2 separate regions of the Homo sapiens genome follow, and region 1 is linked to region 2. Evidence: read pairs that join two places in POLR2A ChIA-PET (ENCODE). Cell type or tissue: PC-9. All regions are shown on one strand. Each heading gives the region's core, and the rest is flanking DNA. Links, peaks and the distances in the headings are about the cores only. Region 1 overlaps HMG20A (high mobility group 20A). Region 2 has its middle 86 kb from the start of HMG20A.

Region 1 (11,053 bases), core at 6,959-9,458, 72 kb after region 2:
TGCAGTGAGGTGAGATCGTGCCACTGCACTCCAGTCTGGGTGACAGAGTGAGACCCTAACTTAATAATAATAATAATAATAATAATAATAATCATCATCATCATCATCATCATCATCATAAAAAATAGATATATAAGAACAAAGATTGGAAGGAAACACATCAAAATGTTCAAAGTGTTGGGAGGCCGAGGTGGGCAGATCACTTAAAGTCAGGAGTTCAAAACCAGCCTGGACAACATGGTGAAACCCTGTCTCTACTAAAAATACAAAAATTAGCCCGGTATGGTGGCAGGAGCCTATAATCCCAGCTACTCTGGAGGCTGAGGAAGGAGAATCGCTTAAACCTGGGAGGTGGAGGTTGCAGTGATGAGGGATCACACCACTGCACTCCAGCCTGGGTTACAGAGCGAGATTCTGTCTCAAAAAAAAAAAAAAAAAAAAAAAGTTCAAAGTAGTTATGTCAGGGTGGTGAAATTATGAATAATTACTTTCCAATCTTTGTTTTAAACTCAACCTTCAGCAGTATGGTTTTGTTACTTTAAAGAAAGAGGAAAAGTGCCATCAAGGATCACAGATGTTTTAAAATTAAATTTTAATTTCACATGCAATACTTAGTTTCTTTTTTGTAAAAAAAATATGGCTACACGTAGAGCTAAAATTCCCTTTTTGCCAGACTCTCCATACTCCCCTTTCCAGAAAAACACCATTAGAAGGATTTCTAAGTCCAGCCTGAGTGACAGAGCAAGACTCCATCTCAAAAACAAACAAACAAGGAGTTTCTAGCTTATTGCTGAAAGATGCCTTAAAGATAGTTGCTAATGATATATTCTTTCTCTCTCTCATCAGAATTAGGACTATAGGGCAGAGAAGAGTACGCATGTCTAGCAGGGAGAGTAAGGGCACAATTTATAAACCTCATGCTTTATATTAAAAATTCCCTTAAATTCTGCAGTCAGTTTTATAAAGCAGTATTTATTTTAACACAAGAATTAATGTTTTAAATTGCACGAGGCCAGGACAAGGATCATGTAGCCTCAAAACAGTATTTCCCCATGAGTGCAATAACACACAGCACAGATTCAGTTCATTTTCTTGACAGATAACTGACATATTTTGATACTGAGGGGAAAAAAGTGTTGTGACTTCCTTATTGAATATCTCCACTATATAGCAATATATTGAGAAGTTCTAACTCAATTTATGTCCTATTAACTTTCCAGATAAGTTACATGAAAATACACTGAAATTATCAAACAAGAATACCATTTAATTATGGGAAAACAGACCAGGAAAATGAGCTCAGCATTTCCTTAAGAGGTTTAACTCTGAAAATTACAATATATCTGAGGTTGTTATATGTACATTCTTATGTCACTGGCAGGAAAAGTAACAAGCTTTTGGTAAGTTGTTGTTTTACTTCTTGCCAATATACCTTAAGATAAACCTAAAATGTAATGTGTTTGATTCATCTCTAATTCCACTGGCATCTCTGTGCCTTCAGAAATTGGACTCTAAATTGCCTTACACGAAAAAGAAAAGTTATTGGTACTCTCAAGCTCATCATTACAATATTTTTCCACAGAAGCTTCTCTGGAGGCATTTATTCTTACTAGAAACTCTGTCCAAATATTTAATTTGGCCCTGGGTGTTTAGTAACATTAGAATATTTAAAAGACAAAGTTGATAAATTACAATCAAGATGTAGTAATGTGAGCTATGAGGGAAAAAAAGCTTAACTGTGATTTCTACAACAAATTCACTCAAAATTTGGAGACAAAAAGCATCTCAAATATTTGATAAAGGATGATATGCTGCATAAACTACAAGGAGACAACCTGAGGCAGTAGGAAGAGCTCTGAATCGAAGTCAGGAAATCTGACTTTGAGTTCAGGATATACTACCAACTAACTGGTTTCTGGGATCACTAAATGACTCTGGCTCAAGTTTTTTCACCTGTTCATGAAGAACAAAATCAACTTCAAATTTGTTTAGCTGTCAGACTACATAGAATACTGAGAAACAGTATATTTAATTATATGAACTAGAAACACTAACAAACTAGCAGAAAATAGGAATATATTAAAAATTCAATATAAAATCACAACCATAAACATATATGTACACAAACAAACACAGAGTTCTCTAAGCATGGTATGCACTTCTGAATTCTGTTCATATTTATTTGCTATCTGGGAGGGAGTCTCAGTTTATACTGAGGGCTCTGGAGTCAGACTGCCTAGATTCCAATCTCATCTTTTACGTATTAGCTGTGGAACTTGGGCAAGCTAGTCAAAAGCTCCAAACCAAGGTTTTCTTATCCTATAAATGAGAAGAGTAATAGTACATACTATATAGAAGTTATCTCAAGAAGTAATCTGTGTAAATAAAGCAGGTAGTATGGTGTCATCATATAGTAAGAGCCTAATAACAATAATGATAGCAATAATTGCAGCAAGAATTTATTGCTTACTAAGTACCAGGCACTATTTTAAGAGCTATACGTGTATGATACCACTTAATCCACACATCTGCCGTATCAAGTAGATATTATCATTAGCACCTATTTTATAGTGAACAAACTGATCCACAGAGGGGTTAAGTAACTTACAAATGTTTACTGTGATAGTCACTATGGCTATTCAAAAATATTTAGATCTCCTTTCAGAAACATAAGAGGAAACTTCCTCACTGCCTCAGAGAAGACACAAGGACCATGTAACTCATGGGCAATGAAAGTGAGTGACATATGATTCTTCTGGGCAGAAAATCTGAGTCTATAAGCAATTTGCCATGTTTCCTTCCCCTGAATACAGTGACTGTGGAAGTATATATTATAATGTAGTTTACATCCGCCTGGTTGTCTAAGTGACCACAAATAGCATAGCCCCATGTTGACTCACTTTGGACAAATAGCATAAGTGAGAAAAGAAAGCCACTGAGATTTTGTGGTTGTTTATTACCACAGCAATATAAATAGCAATAACCTAGCCTATCCTAACTGACACCTTCTCAGTTAATAAATTTCAGATTTAAGTAACATCATTATCTACTTATTTATAGTTAATACCCAAGGTTTCAAAATAAATTATGGGAGAAAACAGTACATTTCTATCCATTTACTTCTTTTTGTGTGTGTAAACCAACAAAAGTTCACTATTATCTAGTTTAATACCACAATTTAAGAATTGTTGGTCTAAATGTCTTCATGATCTTAGGCTAGGCAAAGATTTCTTAAAGAGGACAAAGCACTAACCACATTAGAGAAAAGTGACAAATTGGAGTTCACTATAGTTAAGAATGTCTGTTCATCAGAAGATCATGTTAAAGGAGTAAAAAGGCAAGCCACAGACTGGGAAATTATATTTGTAATACATATATTCCCTAAAGACTCATATTTAGAATATACGAAGAACTCCTAAATATCACTAAGATTAAAAATAAATGACCCATTTTTTTAAAAAAGGGGGCTAAATACAAAGCAAGCACTTCATAAAGAGACTATCCAAATGATCAATAGCTATAGAAAAAGAGACAGTATTATATACCCACCAGAATGGCTAAAATAAAAAAAAATGACAATACACAGTGGTAGCAAGGATGGAGAGGAACTGAAATTCTCTGACGGTGCTACTGGGAATCTAAATGGGGACAATCATTTTGGAAAACTATTTAGCAATATCTGTTAAAATACACCTATCCTATGAACCAGCAACTCCATTCCTAGTAATATATCATAGAGAAATGAGTGTATATAACCAACAGAAGACATGTATGCGAATGTTCATAGCAGCTTTTTAAATAATAGCCTCAAAGTGGAACCAACCCATGTGTCCATCAACAGTAGCATGGATATGTTATGATATAGTCCTACAATGAAATCAGTGGAATACTATACAGATTGAACTACTGCTACATGCAACATGGATGAATTTCATAGATATAATGATGAGCCAAGAAGCCAGACCCACGAGAATAAATATTCTATGAATATATTTATATGAAGCTCAATAACAAGTAAAACAACCGTATAGTGACAGAAATCAGAATAGTGGTTATCTCTCGTGGGGAGAGAGAAGGTAATGACTGAAGAGCCTCCTAGAGTGACGAAAATATTCACAGGCACATATATATCTATGTAAAAATTCATTGATTTTTGTACTTTACTGTATGTACCACAGTTTTAAAAAGTAAAAGAAAAAAAGCAGCATTGGTTAAGATGAGAATTCCAAGATTAGAAGGTCCCACAAAGATCACTGAGTCCAATCATACAACCAAGGCTCAGCCCCCAACCTGAAAGCCTCTCTTGGGAATGTCTACTTCCACTTCTCAATAGCTCTGACAATTGTAAAGTTATTCTTTATAATGAACTCCAAACCTACGGACGGGCGTGGTGACTCACGCCTGTAATCCCAGCACTTTGGGAGGCTGAGGCAGGTGGATCACGAGGTAAGGAGATCGAGACTATCCTGGCTAACACGGTGATACCCCGTCTCTACTAAAAAAATACAAAAAAATTAGCCGGGCGTGGTGACAGGTGCCTGCAGTCCCAGCTACTCGGGAGGCTGAGGCAGGAGAATGGTGTGAACCAGGGAGGCGGAGCTTGCAGTGAGCCGAGATCACGCCACTGCACTCCAGCCTGGGTGACAGAGGAGACTCCGTCTCAAAAAAAAAAGAAACTTGAAAACATTTTCTCTTGAAATGAAATTTATCTGGTTTAAAATTGGTAGTAAACAGGCATTTTTTCAAGGGTTTTGGGAAATGCTAGTAGCCTGAAAGCTGTTTCAAATTGTTGTGCTTATAATTTTCTACCAAACGTACAATTAAGCATCTTATTGTATTAAAACCAGCTTCAAAAACAATAATTAAAAACTACATCTAAGATGGAGAAAGCAAACCCAAGCTATATAAGAAAATGCAGAGTATCTTGTAATATCAAATCATAATAGATGTGTATAACCTATAAAACACGTGAATACATTAATATTGTGAAATATGGTCATTTTTTGCTTTATTCTGATTATTCTGATTAAAAGACATGTCATATACTTACTGTGGTTGCATTATGGCATATTTATGTGACTAAAATAGTTAATAATATTTACAAACAATATTGTAAATCTCAGGAGTAACCAAATGCGATTAGACTAACTTTTCTTTGTAGGGCCCTTATGTATTTTTTTAAAATTGCAGTTTGGCTGGGTCCAGTCGCTCACACCTGTAATCCCAGCTCTTTGGGAGGCCAAGGTGGGAGGATCGCTTGAGCCCAGGAGTTTGAGACCAGCCTGGGCAACATAGCCAGATCCTGTCTCTAAAAAAAAAAAAAAAAAAAAAAAATTAAAACTAAAAACCTAGCTTGGTGTGGTGGTATGAGCTTGCAGTCCAAGCTACTTGGGAGGCTGAGGCGGGAGGATCACTTTTGCCTAGGAGTTCAAGGCTGCAGTGAGTTATCATGCCACTGCACTCCAGCTTGGGCCACAGAGCCAGATCTTGTCTCAAAAAAACGAACAAAATTGCAGTTCTAGAAAAGAAGACAAAGTTATTTAGTCAAGACTGCTATTGAGAACTCTCTATCTTTACTTTTAAAGAGTTTCAACTTAGGGCTGCGCACAGTGGCTCACACATGTAATCCCAACACTTTGGGAGGCCGAGGCAGGGAGATCATCTGAGGTCAGGAGTTCAAGACCAGCCTGGCCAACATGGTGAAACCCCATCTCTACTAGAAAAATACAAACATTAGTCAGGTGTGGTGGCGCATGCCTGTAATCCCAGCTACTCAGGAGGCTGAGGCAGGAGAATCGCTTGAACCCAGGAGGCAGAGGTTGCTGTGAGCTGAGATCACGCCACCGCACTCCAGCCTGGGCAACAAGAGTGAAACTCCGTCTCAAAAAACAAAAAAAAAGTTTCAATCTAAAAAATGTGGGTAGGTGTATTCCTCTGTGGGGGCTTAAATAAAATCTGCACACACTGCCAATTTAGCTTAGCACTGAGAAGACTAATCATCAAAAACTTCAAAAACATCAAAAACCAGAGGAAACAAGCAACTCCTTCATGCTCTCAGGGCACAGCACACACCTATGAAGTACTTCCCGACCTATAGTTTACCTAGGATGGCATGATCTATTTTCTTATTCATTACATATTTTCAGTAATATGTACCAGGTACATGGTTAAGATACCAGCAATACAATGGTGAACAAATTGTCTCTGCCCTCATGAAAAACTACAGTTGGAGATGAAAGACGTTCAGCAAATATACCAATAAATAAACTTTAAATTTGTTTAAAATGCTCTGAAGGAAAAGAACAGAAAGCTATAGAATAACAGGGGAGACTTCATTTAGACAGGGGACCTCTTTGAAGAAGGAACACATAACCTGAGAGCTAAATGTTAAGTAGGCACATTGCATACTGAGGAATTAGCTTATTAGGACCCAGAGGTGAGAGAGAACTTGATGCTTTGGAGGAAGTGAAAGGCGGCTTGTGGCTGGAGAAAAATGAGCCAGAGAGGAAAGCAACAAAGACAGGTAGACAGGAACCAAATCCAGAACAGATCTGGGGCCATGTCAGAAATCCGGGTTTTCCCCAAAGTATAAGAGTAAACCTCTGAGGAATTTTAAGGAGAAATTTTAAGGAGGGGCATGATGTGACATTTATGCTTTCTAAAAGTTCATTCTGACTTCTGTGTAAAGAATAGATGTGTAAGAATGGATCTAGAGGCCAGGTGTGGTGGCTCACACCTGAATCCCAGCACTTTGGGAGGCTGAGGCAGGTGGATTACTTGAGATTGGGAGTTTGAGACAAGCCTGGCCAACATGGTGAGATCCAGTCTCTACTAAAAATACAAAAATTAGCTGGGCATGGTGGTGCACACCCATGGCCCCAGCTACTTGGGAGGCTGAGGCAGGAGAATTGCTTGAACCTGGGAGGCAGAGGATTCAATGAGCCGAGAACATGCCACTGCACTCCAGCCTGGGCAACAGAGTGAGACTCTCCATCTTGGGGGAGGGAAAAAAAAAAAAGAAAATGGATCTATAAAGATCAGTAGGGAAGTAGTTACTGCAATAGTCCACCAGTCCACCATAGCATGACAGTGGCTTAGAAAAGGATAACAACAGTGGAGATGTAGCAAAGAGGGTGGATCTGAGATATATTTAGGAGGTAGAATCAATAGAATCTTGCAGTGGTCTGGATAGGGGGGTGTGTAAGTGTGTGTGTTGAACGGGTAAGGGGATTAGTAAGAGGTCTCAAGAATGAGCCCAAGATTTTTAACGAAGAAATTAGTAGACTGAGTTGTCATTTATGGAGATAAGGAATACTCGAGATGTAGAAGTAGAAAAAGTATTAAGATTAGACATGTTCATTTTAAGATGCCTTTGAGATAAAATATCAAGTTGTACTCTGTATACAGAACAAAAGTCTGAGATGGAGACAGGAGTTTAGGAGTTTCCAGCAAGTATAGTAGATAGTATTTTAAAGCATGAATGTATGATATAACCTCAGGAGAGATAATAGGTTAAAAGGAGTTAGAATTGTGTTCTGAGGAACTCAACAGTTAGAAGATGAGTAGAGGAGGAACTGCAAAAAGGACATGAACAGAGGTAGGCAGAGAGCCAGGAATGCGTGGTGTCAGACTATCTCAAGAAAAAAAAAAAAGATGCACCTACATGTTACTGAGGTTAAATGAGAATGTAAAAGATGCCCAAGTTTTTTGACAACATGGAAGTTATTAGTAACCTAGTAGAGCCCTTTTGATGGAATGGTGGGGTAGAAGCATACCACCTACATGGTTTGTGTATAGGGAATGTAGAGAAAAATAATACAGTCCTTCAAGTCATTGAGGGAGTGGAGGGTTTAAGTAAACTTAAAGTACAAAACAAATGGCTGGGTGCAGTGGCTCACACCTGTAATCCTAGCATTTTGGGAGGCCGAGGCGGGCGGATCACTTGAGGTCAGGTGTTTGAGAGCAGCCTGGCCAACATGGTGAAACCCCATCTCTACTTAAAAAAAATACAATAAAAGAATTTAGCCAGGCATGGTGGCACGCATCTGTAGTCCCAGCAACTTGGGAGGCTGAGGCAGAAGAACTGCTTGAGCCCAGTAGGCGGAGGCTGCAGTGAGCCAAGATCGCGCCACAGCACTCCAGCCTGGGTGACAGAGAAGACTGTCTCCAAAATAAATAGACTATAAAACAAAAATTATGCAAATTTTAAGTGTACAGCTTGACAACTTTTCATAGACTGTATCACCTGTAGCCTTATCAGAATAAACAGAATATTACAACAAGCAGAAATCCCCTACCTTATGCCCCTTCCCATTCACTATCCCTGTAAAAGTAATTACTATGACTTCTAAGATTTGTTCTGCTTGTTTCTGAACTTTATTCATATACTATGTAATTATTTGTACTTACATGCACTTATCTGGCTTCTTTTGCTCGATATTATGCTTGGTGATCATCCATGTAGATACAAGAAACATTTGTTTACCCATTCTATTTCGATGGACATTTGGGCTATTAAGAATGATGCTACTATGAACATTCTTGTCCATTTGTGTCTTTTGGTGAACATATAAATTTCTGTTGGGTGTATACCTAGGAACAGCTGGGTCAGAGGGTGTATGATCACCTTTGGAATATACGGCCAAATTGTTTTCCAAAATGGCTGTAAAAATACACACACCTACCAGAAACATATGAGTTTCAGTGTCTTCACATCATCAATACTTGATATTCTCAATCTTTTTAATTTTAGCCATTTCAGTGGGGATGTAGTGAGAGGCCTCAAGATACTGAGAGGTCCCAAGTATCTCACTGTGGCTTTAATTTGCACTTATTTAATGTAAATAAAATAGCTGGGTGCATATTGGCCTTTGGATAGTTTCTTTTGTGGAGTGCCTATTGAAGTATTTTGTCCTTTTCAAAATTTGATTATTTGTTTTTTCCTATTTATCTGTAAGAGCTCTACAAGTCCCTTGTTGAATACATGTATTACAAATATGTATTCTCACTCTGTGACTAGTGTTTTCACTCTCATAATGTCTTTTGAAGATAAGTTTTTAATTTCATAAACTCCAATTTCATGAGTTTATGAAGTTTTTAATTTCATAAACTCCAATTTCATGAGTTTATGAAGTTTTTAATTTCATAAACTCCTTCCTTTTCGGATCATTACCTACTCCAAGATCATAAAGGTGTTTTCCAGTTTCTCCCTAAATTTTTCTTTCACATTTAGCTCTATAATCCAACTAGACCTGATTTTTGTATATGTTGTGAGGTAAGGGTTCAAGATTCATTCCCTGCCCCTTCCACACAAAACCAGGCACCATTCAATGAAAAATCCATCCCTCCCCTACTGTGGTGGATGCTACTGTTGTCATAAATTGATTACATACATATGGGATTGTTTCTGGGCTCTCAATTATGTTCCACAGATCTGTCTATCCTTGCGCCATTACCACATTGTAATTACTGTAGCTTTATAATAAATCCTGTTATCTGATAAAGTCTTACAACTTTGTTCTTCAAGTTTGTCTTGACTACTTAGTCCTTTTCATGTCTATGTGAATTTTAGAATCAACTTGTAAGTCCCTCCTTCCATCATGTACACAAATCACCTGAGATTTTATTAGGATTCCATTTAATCTATAGAGCAATTTGGAGAGAAATGATATCTTTACAATACCAAGTCTTCCAATCTATGACTACCTATTATATCTTGTTTCTCTCTATGTTTTATAGTTTTCTGTGTAAAGATCTTACAAGACTTAAATTTGATTTGTTTGATTCTATTGTAAATGGCATTTTAAAAATTTCACTTTCTAACTGTTGGTTGCTCGTGTAAGTTTGCTTATTAATTCTAATAGTTTGTCTATAGATTCTTTTAGAGTTCCTATATTCCCAAGTAACACATTTAGGTTCACGAAAGAGATTGCTCTGTAAATATCTTCTCTCAAAATATCACTGCCAGCTCTTGGCATTAAGGCTTAGATGATCTCATAAAACGACTTGTATTCTATTGAAGAGTTTGAGTAACACTGGGGTTATTTCTTCTTTAAATATTTGTAAGAATTCACCAGTGAAGTCAGGTAGACCTGGTTTTCTTTGAAGAAATTTTTTTTTTTTTTTTTTTTTTTAGAGACAGGGTCTCTAACATCCAGGCTGGAGTGCAGTGGCACAATCACAGCCCACTGTAACCTCGAACTCCTAGCCTAAACCGATCCTCCTACCTCCCGAGTAGCTAGGACTATAGGTGCACGCTATCATGCCCGGTTAATTTTTAAAATGTTCTTGTAGAGACAGGGTCTTGAACTCCTGGACTTAAATGATTCTCTAGCTTTGGCCTCCTGAAGTGCTGATGTTACAGGCATTAGCCACCATGCCCAGCCAAAATTTTAAATACTGAATTCAATTTACTTAACAGATAAAAACAGTATTCAGATATTCTATTTCTTCATGTCAATTTTTTATATGCCAATTTTAATAAAGCATTTAACAATTTGTCCATTTCATCTAAAATTTCAAATCTGTCTATGTAAGGTTGTTCATAGTATCTTCCTACCTTTTTGACATCTGTAGAATCTGTAAAGAAATTTTCCCTTTTCATTCCTGATACTGGTAATTTATGCTCTTTTTTTTTTCTTTATCAATATTGCTAGAGGTCTATGCATTTTACTAATCTTTTTAAGGAACCAACTTTTGGTCTTGTTATTTCCTAATGCCAATTTGTTGTCTTTTTTTTTTTTTTTTTTTGAGTCGGAGTTTCGCTCTTGTTGCCCAGGTTGGAGTGCAATGGCGCGATCTCGGCTTACTGCAACCTCCGCCTCCAGGGTTCAAGTGATTCTCCTGCCTCAGCCTCCTGAGTAGCTGGGATTACAGGCACCTGCCACTACGCCCAGCTAATTTTTGTATTTTTAATAGAGATGGGCTTTTGCCATGTTGGCCAAGCTGGTCTCAAACTCCTGACCTCAGGTGATCCACCCACCTCGGCCTCCCAAGGTGCTGAGATTACAGGCGTGAGCCACTGCGACTGGCCAACAATTTGTTTTCTATTTCA
Region 2 (11,053 bases), core at 4,083-6,582:
AACAGCTTTAGTGTACCATTCAATGGCATTAAGGACATTCTCATTGTTGTGCAACCATCACCACCATTCATCTCCAGGGCTCTTCATCTGACAAACTTGAAATTCTGTACCCATTAAACAATGCCTCCTCCCCCCACCCCCTGGCAACCACCATTCTACTTTCTGTGCCCGTGAATTTGACTGCTCTATGTACTTCAAATAAGTAGAATCATATAGTATTTGTCCTTTTGTGACTGGCTTATTTCACATAACATAATGTCTTCAAGTTTTATCCAAGCTGTAGCATGTGTCAGAATTTCCTTCCTGTTTAAGACTGAGTAATATTCCACAGTATGGTTATACCACAGTTTGTTTATCCATTCATCTGTTGATGGGACACTTGGGCTGCTTCCACATTTTGGCTCTTGTGAATAATGCTGCTATAAACATGAGTGTACAGATATTTCTTCAAGTCCCTGCTTTCAATGCTTTTGGATGTATACCCAGAAGTGGACTTGCTGGATCATATGGTAATTCTACTTTTAATTTTTTGAGGATCTGCCATACGGTTTTCCACAGCAACTGCACTATTTTATATTCCTACCAACCCAGTGCCCAAGGGTTCCAATTTCTCACATCATCACCCATGCTTATTTTCTTTCTTTGATAGTAGCCATCCTAATGGGTGTGAGGCGGCATCTCATTATGGGTTTGCTTTACATTTCTCTAGTGATTAGCAATGGTGATCGTTTTTCATGTTCTTATCAGCCATTTGTATATCTTCTTTGGAGAAACGTCTATTGAAGTCCTTTTTAATTGGGTTGTTTCTTCTGTTGTTGGACACAGGAGTTCTTTATATATTCTGGATATTATCTTATGTGCTTTCGACATGTCCCCATCATTCTTTGAGCACTTTCTGTCTGAAACAACAAGATGTTTCAAGTGCTCTATTTCCCCTGCCCCAGCCCTGGAATCAGTCATTTCTCCAAGGAGCCCTGATTCCTTTCAGTGGCGAATGATTTGGGGGCAGATCTGGGCTGTAGATTTGCTCATTTATTTTGGGGGCTTGTTGCTCCCAGACCTTCTCAGTGTCCAGAGCCAAGGAATGTGTGTGTGTATTTGTGTGTGTGTATACACATATATTTATATTTATTTCTAGATCCATACATTAAAAATCATAAGTTCACATCAATACCTCTATTTCCAGTCCATCCTCATAGGATTCACTCAAACTTCTCCCCTTTCCATATTTTCAACTTCCTTCTCCAACAACAAGAAACCTGGCTCCCACTCTTCGCGCTATATTTATGTATTGCTCAATGCCCTTGCATGTAGCCAGTCTCCTGAATCCACGGGCTACTGCCCTCACTTGGCCACCTCCCTGCTCCCACTAACCCCTTCTGCTGCTTTCACGAAGTGTTGGGGGAAGGGAAGGAGGTCCTACAGAATTTTAAGGGAATTATTCAATTATTCAGGAAGGAAGGAAGCAAGCAAGTACAGGGCTGGATCTTGAAGAAGTTTGCAGATGGCCTCAGCGCATTTCCGCCCCAGGTAATTGGGCTGAAAGCTCAGGGACGTGCCTTTTAACAGCCCCATCTGCTCCAGTGTTTCTGGGAAGTTCCTGGGCCAGCCCCTGGCTCAGGGATGCCCACCAGACCATAATGAGCCAGTCTGCTCAGCCTCCACACTCCCAAGGACGGACTACTGCCGGAGCTGCTGGCAGCTGCTGGAGGCCACAGTGTTGCCCTGGGTCCACCCAGCACTTGAACCCTGACCAGAACCCTGAACCCAGCATGGTCAGGCAGGAGGCTGGGGCCTTGGGCCTCAGGGGGACCTGGCAAGGCCTACCCCAGGAGGTCAGGCTGGAAACTGGAGGAGACTCAACTCATGCAGAAGCTCTTAGCTGAGTACAGCTTCCTCTCCCCCAGTGCATTTAAGCTGCGCTTTACAAATACAAATGCCTTAGAGGTTTCCTTTTCATCCTGGCCCCTGGAATATGAAAGGTTTTGCTTGCTACTGTGGCTTCCACCACCACAGGGACACTGGAAGGGGGAGGAGTGTCTCTGTCCTAAAGAAGCCCTGGTTCAGGCCCACTGCCAGGTTTCAGTCATCATCCATGCGCAGCCAGGTAGCCCCTGTACCCAGCCTACCTCCCGAGGGTTGGGGGTGTGGGCAAGAGAGCTCACTGAGGCATGCTGTGTGCAGAGCCTTCCAGTGAGTGTTTGGAAGAATCCACCCTCAGGGAGCTCAAAGACTATCTAGGGTCACAAGCCCCACCAAGGGCAGGAGCAGCAGCCCCATACACCCGCAGATGCCCCTGTGGGGGGCTAGGAATGACAGAACAGCCACTCTGTGAGTGATGGAAACAGGAAAGGTAAGGATGATGGGAAACCCTGGTAGAAACCTTCCAGAAAGACAGGCCAGCCTTTCCAACATGATCTTGGATGCATTCAGGTTTTAGGGGCCTGAAACATATATAATTTGGGTAGTTTTTTTTTTTTTTTGAGGCGGAGTCTTGCTCTGTCGCCAGGCTGGAGCGCAGTGGTGCAATCTCTGCTCACTGCAGCCTCTGCCTCCCAGGTTCCAGCGATTCTCCTGACTCAGCCTCCCAGGTAGCTGGGATTACAGGCATGCACCACCATGCCTGGCTAATTTTCTGTATTTTTAGTAGAGACGGGGTTTCTCCATGTTGGCCAGGCTGGTCTCAAACTCCTGACCTCAGGTGATCTGCCCACTTCGGCCTCCCAAAGTGCTAGGATTACAGGCATCAGCCACTGTGCCCAGCCTGGATAGTTCTTTAAGACACACACACACACACACACACACACACACACACACACACACACACACACACGGCTGGGCACAGAGGCTCATGCCTGTATTCCCAGCACTTTGAGAGGCCGAGGCCAGGCAGATCACCTGAGATCAGGATTTCAAGATCAGCCTGAGCAACATGGTGTAATCCCATCCCTACAAAATATAAAAAAATTAGCTGGGCATGGTGGTATGCACCTATAGTCTTAGCTACTTGAGAAGCCGAGATGGGAGGATTGCTTGAGCCCAGAGAGATCGAGGCTGCAGTGAGCCATGACCACTGCCCTCCAGCCTGAGTGACGGAGCGAGACCCTGTCTCAAAAAAGAGAAAGAAAGAAAGATGAAAGAGAAAGGAAGGAAGGAAGGAAGGAAATGAAGGTGACTGCTCAGCTGGACTGCCATCCCTTGACTCCCAGCTGTCCTGGCAAGGCTTTCAGCTTCATGACAGTAGCATCAAGCAGAAGTTCACCACATTACAGCATTTGACAGTTTATGAAGCATGTCCATAGATGTGGTCATCTCCAAGAGCAGGCAGGGAAGCTGAAACTGCTGTGTCCCTACCTCTTACACAGGTCCTGGCAGATAAAAGGTTCACGATCCATCTTTGCTGAGTTAACAAAGGGGCCAAAGAGGCCATGGGAAGCAGCTCCTCCCTGCAGGGTTGGGCAGGGCCAGATGAAAACCTTTATTTCAGGGCCCTAAGCCTGAAAAAGGATCAAGTATCCCCCACTTACCATGTGCAAATCAAAATAAAGCTAGTCCTAAACCACAGAATAAGAGTCAGGAAGTCTTACAGCATTCTGGGGTTTCCCATTGAGTCTGCAATGATTTTTAAAAATGGATAATTTCTCCAAAACTTCTCATTTGGGGCGTGCCCTGCTTTGCTGGTGCCAAAGCATATACGTGGCCTGCCAAGTGACCCGTCCAGCCCTGGCTTGGTGCCACTACCTCTTAGGGACTTCAGTGTGGATTCCTGGGCACAAGGTCTCAGAGGTGCAGAAAGACCCTCACCCCAGGGGTGGGGTTCAGCAGGCCTGGATTTGAACAGGCCCCCACCACTGACCAGCCGCGTACACTTGGATCAGTCACTTAGTCTTTCCAAGCTTCAGCTTCCTTGTCTGAATGAATGGGCTCACACTCACTATTCATAGAGCTGAGCATGAGGGAAAATGAAATCTGACATGCAAAGGGCCTAGCACGGGATCTGGTGTACAGTGGGTGCTCAGGAAGCAACTATTACCTGCAAGAAGCAACGAAGGGAGTTGGCGGGTCCTTAGCTTCTGCTCTGACAGCAGAACCCGAGCAGCCATATGAGACAAGCAGGTGCTGAGTAGGCGGGAAGGGGCAGTGGCTGGACCTGGGAGTTGGGGTCTTTCCCACACCTGACTTAGCTGGACGGTTCAGGCTTAGTTCTCAGCCTAAGATGGGCCCTCTGTCCTAGGACCTCCCCGTCCCTCCTCCCAACCTCACTGAGCAGATTAGTCAGGAAGTGTGCACAATGTGCTCATTGTTATTAGAGGAAAACAAAAATAGCCTTGGCCTGGAGACTGTGTGCGTAGGGCTTGGGTGCAGCGGGCTACTTGCTTCTTTAGGGAGGCTTTTTTTCAAGGGAAGCTCAGACTCACAGAGGTGTGCTTGGGGTGGGCCCCCCCAAAGACAAGACCTCCCCAACCTGCCCCTCTCTTGCTCTCCAGACCTACGCTCAGCACCGCCCCCCCACAACATGCTTTCCATCCTCATGTCTCCTCCAACCCCCTATCTTTACCCACCCCTGTGCCTTCACTCCCAACAGTCAGCTGTCTCTGTTGGAGAATGGCCCTGAGCTGCCAGAACCACTCTGCCCGCACCTGTGAAGAACAGGAAATACCTGGACATTTTTGTGCTCCATTTGGGGAGGGCAAGGAAGTAAAACTGCCCCTGCCCGCTTGCCCCTGATTGGGGCACCTCTAAAGTGTCCCCACAGCTCCCTGGAGTATGAGACACGCAGCCCTTCGCGTGGCTTGGCTTGATGCCACACCCTGGCTTGGCTTCTTTCTCTTTGCTTGCGTCCCACTTCCTTGTCCCTCTACTGTCTTTCCCACTTAGATTTCTCCCTAAGAAATCATTTTCACATAAATCTAGACTCAGTTTTCCTCAGGGGAACCTCAGCTAAGATATTCTCCAACCTCAGGACCAGGCACAGCGGAGGGAGGCACCTGGAGAGACCTGTCCTTTGACTGCTTCTGGGAGGGGTGTGGGGGGTGTGTGTACATGCACCTGCCTACACTCTGCCTTTTACAGTGGGGAGCAGGGAAGAGGAAGGAAGAAGCCTGTATTACTCAGAGCCCTCCAGGGAAACAGAACCAACATGATGCACGGAGAGATTTGTTATAAGGAATTGGCTCACAGGATTATGGGGGCTGAGGAGTCCACACCCAGAAAAGCTGATGGTGTGAGTTCCAGTGTGAGTCTGGGAGCAGGAAGAGATTGACATCCCAGCTTGAAGACAGTCAGGCAGAGAGGAAATTCTTTCTTACTCAGGCGTTTATTCTGTTCGAACCTTCAACTGATTGGATGGAGCCCACCCACATGAAGGAGGGCCCTGTGCTTTACTCAGTCTACGGATTCAAGTGTTAATTTCATCCAGAAACAGGCATGGTGGCCTAGTCAAGTGGACACATAGCATGAACCACACCAGGGCTGCCCAGGCCTTTGCCTCTGCAGTGTGGTGTGGAGGCGCTGGCCGACCTTCCTTCTCTTCATCACATCCCCACTGGCATAAGGGGCACTGAAACGCCTACAAGGGCCATGGCTGGAATGCAAGGACATTTCCTGTTTCCACAGATGGCTCCCTCCAGGGTCTGGGAGCCTCTGCCTTTGGCTGGAACAGGTCACACCCATTCCGCAGGCGTGAAAACCGGAACGTGGGCTGGGCGCAGTGTGGCAGGCAGGAGTCTCAGAGGCGGAGCTCTGTCTTTTGGCGGCCCTGGCTCAAATCCTTGGCTTCCTTCCCAGAACCCCCACTTTGGGAGGAAGAGAAAAATAAATTGTGTTCTAGGTGCTCAGCAACAAAGGCAAAGTGGCTGAGCAGTGGTAATGAATAGCAAGAACAGGGAGTCAAGAGGGCAGCCGCACACTCCAGGTCTGTCTTGGTGCAGAGACAATAAACACAATCACCCTGCGGGGAGAACGCACTGCCTCCGGAGCAGGCAAGGGGCATCGGCGGCTTCATCGTGAACCAGCAACTGGTGGAGAGGGAGGGGAGTGCACAGGGGAGGACTGCCCATTAAAGACACCCTGATCCTAATGCGAGGCCCCGTGACCTTCTGAAACCTTCTCTAGCTTTTCCCAGAGACGGCTTGGCTGGGATCGGGGTGGGATATGGATGAGATCACTAGATAAAATAGAGGATGCCCAGTTAAAGTTGAACTTTTCATGGGACATACTTACTTATATTAAAAAATTATTTGTTGTTTATCTGAAATTCAAATTTAACTGGGTGTCCTGTATTAATTAATTAAAGGGTTTTTTTTTTTTTTTTTTGCTAACTCTACCAACCCTAGGTGGGGGGGTAGAAATCCTACATGGGAAAAGTGGTTGAAGAAACTCAGGTAGTTTATCCCAGCAGCTGGCAGACTCTGGGCACCGGCTCCCAATTCCAGAAGGGCTGTCCTGGGAGAGTTAGACTAGAAGATGGAATGGTTGCATTTTGAAATAGCAGCTACCTGGTCTGTTCAAGAAGAGAGTGGTATGGCAGAAGGAAGACACAGCTCAGGGCTGCAGATCTGGCTCTGCCATCTACTCCCGGGAGCCCCTGAGCTTGCACACCGGTGAATCACAGGTGTTCTGCATGGACATGCCCTCCGGCCCTGCAGCCCTGTAGCCCTGCAGCCCACATCAGCCTGGTTTATATCCTTGCATGCATCACATTTCTCTAGCTGGTGAACTGTGATAGGAGCAGCAGATCAAGGGCTCAGCTGCCTTTCCTCCTTCCTCCAGGCCCCAGGTTGCACTGTATTTCTTGAACATGCGGAGAAGCAGGTGCTGGCTGGTGAGGATGCAGAAGCCAGTGTGTCCTGCTGGTTCTCCTGCATGGGAGGCGTAGGGTGTGGGAGCAGAGAGGGTGAGGCAGAGCCCTATGATCAAGGCCATCGGGCTCAGCATGCTGTCCCTACACGACCTTGCCAGGGTCTTGCTCTGTCCAGCTGGGCATCTGGTGACTGGGCCATCCTGAGTCCCCTGACTGAAGAAGATGTCCTAGGAAAGATGTGTCTGAGCTGCATCAGCTCTGGGAAGCTGCCCAAGCTGAGGCTGAGGCCCTTTACCTCGAACCTGGAAATCTCTGCCTGCTTCAGCCTTGTCGATGAGGCAAAGCCTCAGAGTGGACGTCCCAACTCATGCATTGCTGGCCAGGACGTGCAGCCATCTGGAGCACAGGTCCAGGGCTGGAAGGGCACTTGTGGGCAGTCACTCCACTTCTTCCTCCTATTCACATGGGGGAAACCAAGGCCTCAAGAGAGGAAGGCGTTTGATCAAGGCCAGTCCAGGATTCTGTGTCCAAACAGGTGTTCACATCCCCTGTTCAGTGCTCAGGGGTCTGCCACATATGACCCCGAACCTCAGTGAGTCAACTAACATACACTGTGCCAGGCACCCCCAAGGACGCTAAAATCCCACAATAATACAGCAGACATGTCATGGCCCCTATTGCTTCATTGCCTCATAGACACAGGAGATGATGGAGCCTCAGAGTACTGTAGAAACTTATCTGAAGTTGGTGAGTGGCGGGGCCAGCACTGAAGCCCAGTTTCCCACCTGCAAGCTCACTGCCCTTTGCATCCCCCCATTTGTAACGCCCAGTTCTCTGCTGCCAACTTCCCCCAAGGCCTCACAGGCATCTCCAACAGAAGCCCATCTTTCAGCGCTGCCCCTCCAGCGGTCCTCCAGTGCTGCCCCTTGCTGCAGGCCCTCCTTCCACCCCAGGACTGCTGGTATTTGCATAGCTCTCTATAGTGTACAAAGCTTTCCCCAGTACATTATGTCAGGTTGATTTCCCCAACGGAAACTCCAGCCCCAGCGGGGAGCACCTGCTTCTCTTGGGCAATTACCCTTGAGAGGCCAGAAGGCGCACCCCGCGCAAAGGGTTCCTTACAAAATGTCAGACTGTTCCAAGCAAACAGAAATGGGCCCTGAGCCAGCTCAGCTGTGGCAGGGAGAACTCTAGGAATTAAGGCCTCCCAGACTGCAGCTTGGTACTCTGTCTCCTTACAAGCCTCATCCCACTTCTCAGCACCTGCAAGGAAGAACGCCCTGCTCATTAGCCACTCTGGGAGCGGCAGACAAAGAGCCCAGCTGCCTTTCCTCCTTCCTCTGGACCCCAGGTTGCCACTAGGCTAGGTGTGGGGTCCCTTGATTTCCTCTTGTTCCCACAGGGCTCCCCACTTATGCAGACATCTATCTATGCCTGCCCCAGAAGGCCTCGGCTGAGGACTCTTGGTCAGCAAAGGCAGGACTTTGTTTCTCTTTTACTAAAGATATTTTTTTCCCTATCAAATCTCCTCCAGATCCCCAGGCACTCATATGCCCAGAGTAGAGGTGCTTTTTGCAAAATTCTGGCTCAGCATAGAGGACACTGGACTTTGAGTCCAAAGACCTAAATTTAAGTCCCCGCTGTGCTGCTTTTGAGCTGTGTGTACAGCTGCCATGTGCAGCTGTACAGGTTGTGCACTACCTCGCTATTCAAAGTGGGATCCAGAGACCGGGAGCATACATATCACAGGCGAGCTTGTTAGAAATACAGACTCTTGGGCCCTACCCCAGAGTGACTGAATCAAAATCTGTTTTAACGAGATCCTCTGGTGATTTAAAGACCCAAGTTGGAGAATCGCTGGTGTATTACGATCCGAGGGAGCACCACTGACCAGGGTGTGAGCAGCACCCCTAGAATCGTGTGACATGCTCTCCTGCTCGGGCAAATCACTTCTCCTCTTTGGGTCTCATTTTCTGGGTCTGCCAAGTGGGAATATAATGCCTCTCCCCTAGGGTGGCTGCACTGCTTACATAAGGAATAAGCATCAGAGAGCATCTCCTGAGGAGAGGGCTCAAGTGGGGTCAGCTAGGGTTGACAAGCTTGCCTCTTTCAGGAGGTAAGCTTGGGAATTTTCACCACCCTGAGGGCTTACAGGAAAAACAGGATCCTCAGGTTTTGGAGCTGGAAAGGATTTGAGGGACTCCTTTGATTGAGCAGACATTCAACTTTCAGTCAACAATTTTACAGATGATGAAACTGAGGAAGGACAGGTGAAATAGCAAAACTGATGGTTTTGATACCAGATTTTGCTATCAGTGACTGAGCTGGGACTGGAGTCCAGCCCAGTTCCATCTCACTGCCCCCTCTCCCCATAAGCTCTAGCAGTTGTGTAAAGTTGTTCTTGCAACTTATCTATCTATGCTTTGTCTTCAGCACTTCATGGGGATGAACTGGAGGGAGGCTGGATAGAAGTTGCATCTTCCTTAAAAAAGAATACCTAAGCAAATAAGTAGATGGCTGTTTTTCAGAGTTAAATAGGGGATTGTCAGGAAAGATGAAACCACTCAGAAAGGAGTACATCAACACTGATTTTTTTGTTGTTCGTTTTGCTTTTGTTTTTGCGACAGGGCTTCACTCTGTTGCCTAGCCTGGAGTCCAGTGGGATCCTAGCTCACTGCAACCTTGAACTCCTGGGCTCAAATGATCCTCCCACCTCAGCTTCCTGAGTAGCTGGGACTCCAGGGGCATGCCATCACGCCTGGCTAATTTTTTTTTATTTTTTGTAGAGACAGGGTCTCACTATGTTGCCCATGCTGGTCTCAAACTCCTGGCCTCAAGTGATCCTCTTGCCTTGGCCTCTCGAAGTGCTGGGATTACAGGTATAAGCCATTGAACCTGGCCTTTAACACCTACTTTCTAAGCACTTATGATATTGCTAAGCATTGTGCTGGGCCCTGCTATACAAGATGAACAGATACCATCTCTGTCGTCATGTGGCTCCCAATCTGGACAGGACATGTGACATACACCAGAAACTAATAGTCATCTAAGGCCTTGGGTGGTAAGTCCACCAACTTTACGTGTTAGCAGAGGGATTTGGAGAAGGACGAGAAACCACTGAATGGAGGAGACAAGGAAGATTCTAGAAGATGCTGGATTGGCAAGGGGTAAAGAGAGGTAGGATTTAGATAGAGAGGAGCAGAGATCAGTGTGTGCCAAACTAGAAGTTTGCAAGGTGTGTTTAGGGAACAAGGGACTGGCTTAGAGCAGGGCTTGGCAAATTTTTTCAGTATAAGGCCAGATAGTAAATATTTTAGGCTTTGTAGGTTATAAGTCTGTTCCAACGACTCAGCTCTGCCTTTGTAGCTAGAAAGCAGAGACAGATAATAAGTAAATAAACCAGCATGGCCGTATTTCATACAACTTTATTTATAGACACTGATATTTGAATTTTATGTAATTTTCATGTGTCACCAAATATTCTTCTTTTGATTTTTTTCAACTACTTAAAAATATAAAAAATTATTCTTTGCCTACAGGCGGTAGAGAAACATATGGGCCAGATTTGGCTCATGGACCATACTTCACCCATTTCTGATCTAGGGGCGAGATGAAAGCTGGGCCTGGAAAGGGATGCTGGGGCCAGATCATGCCAGGCATTGAATACATGGTTAAGGCATCTGGTGTTTCTCCAAGGTTAAGTCAGAGGTAGGAATGCATGATATTCAGATATCCCCAGATTTGCCCCCTCTTCTAAGGCACCTTCCCTCCTAGAGAGTGGCTCCCAACATCCCAAGAAGGGGATCCTTCGTTATGTTGCCTTTTAGTGAACAGAGAAAGACTGAAGGAGGAAGGGTCTGGGGGTACACCTGGGAGTCAATTGTTAGGCTTTCAAGCCCAAAGTACCTAAGGATGATCTAAGTGAGATGTCAAATAGCTGTCACATATCTGAATCTAGAGCTGAGAGCTGAAGATAGTGGTCCTGCTTTAAATGATGGGAATAGACAAGTCTCTTCAGGAAGGAATGTAGAGGGAAGAGAATGCAACCCAGGTCGGAGCTCTGAGGTTCTCTACTTCCAGGGCTCAGATGGAGTCCCAAGAGAGCCTGAGAGGCAAAAGAAAGCAGGAGACTGTGATGGCAGAAGCCGAGGGAGAGGAGTCACTTAAAAGAAGGGAGGAAATCATGCCCAGTGCTGCTGCAACTTTTGGAGGCTGAGGACAAGAGAGTGTTCTGGTAATGAGGAGATCTCT

What was found. ChIA-PET counts read pairs that join two places held together with the same protein. Peaks named below come from ENCODE experiments on the same cell type or tissue, not always from the same donor. Only the 100,000 strongest peaks of a DNase experiment are listed, where the experiment ranks them.
Region 1: POLR2A ChIA-PET joins it to region 2 with 10 read pairs; 5 of 35 experiments call an interaction of 5 or more read pairs at or near these places.

What each region holds. Positions count from the first base shown.
Region 1 is chr15:77,432,419-77,443,471 of GRCh38, reverse strand. All of the region lies in intron 1 of HMG20A (high mobility group 20A), which reads right to left. Among named protein-coding and RNA genes, the nearest start is that of HMG20A, 17 kb to the right of the region's middle. In PC-9, for the core only: no CTCF peak of the experiment used is centred there; no DNase peak of the experiment used is centred there.
Region 2 is chr15:77,501,336-77,512,388 of GRCh38, reverse strand. It overlaps a transcript of HMG20A not described here. Among named protein-coding and RNA genes, the nearest start is that of HMG20A, 86 kb to the right of the region's middle. RefSeq lists enhancers at 956-1,930, 1,931-2,907, 3,884-4,860. In PC-9, for the core only: no CTCF peak of the experiment used is centred there; DNase peaks (open chromatin) are centred at 4,728 and 5,118; H3K27ac peaks cover 1,238 bases.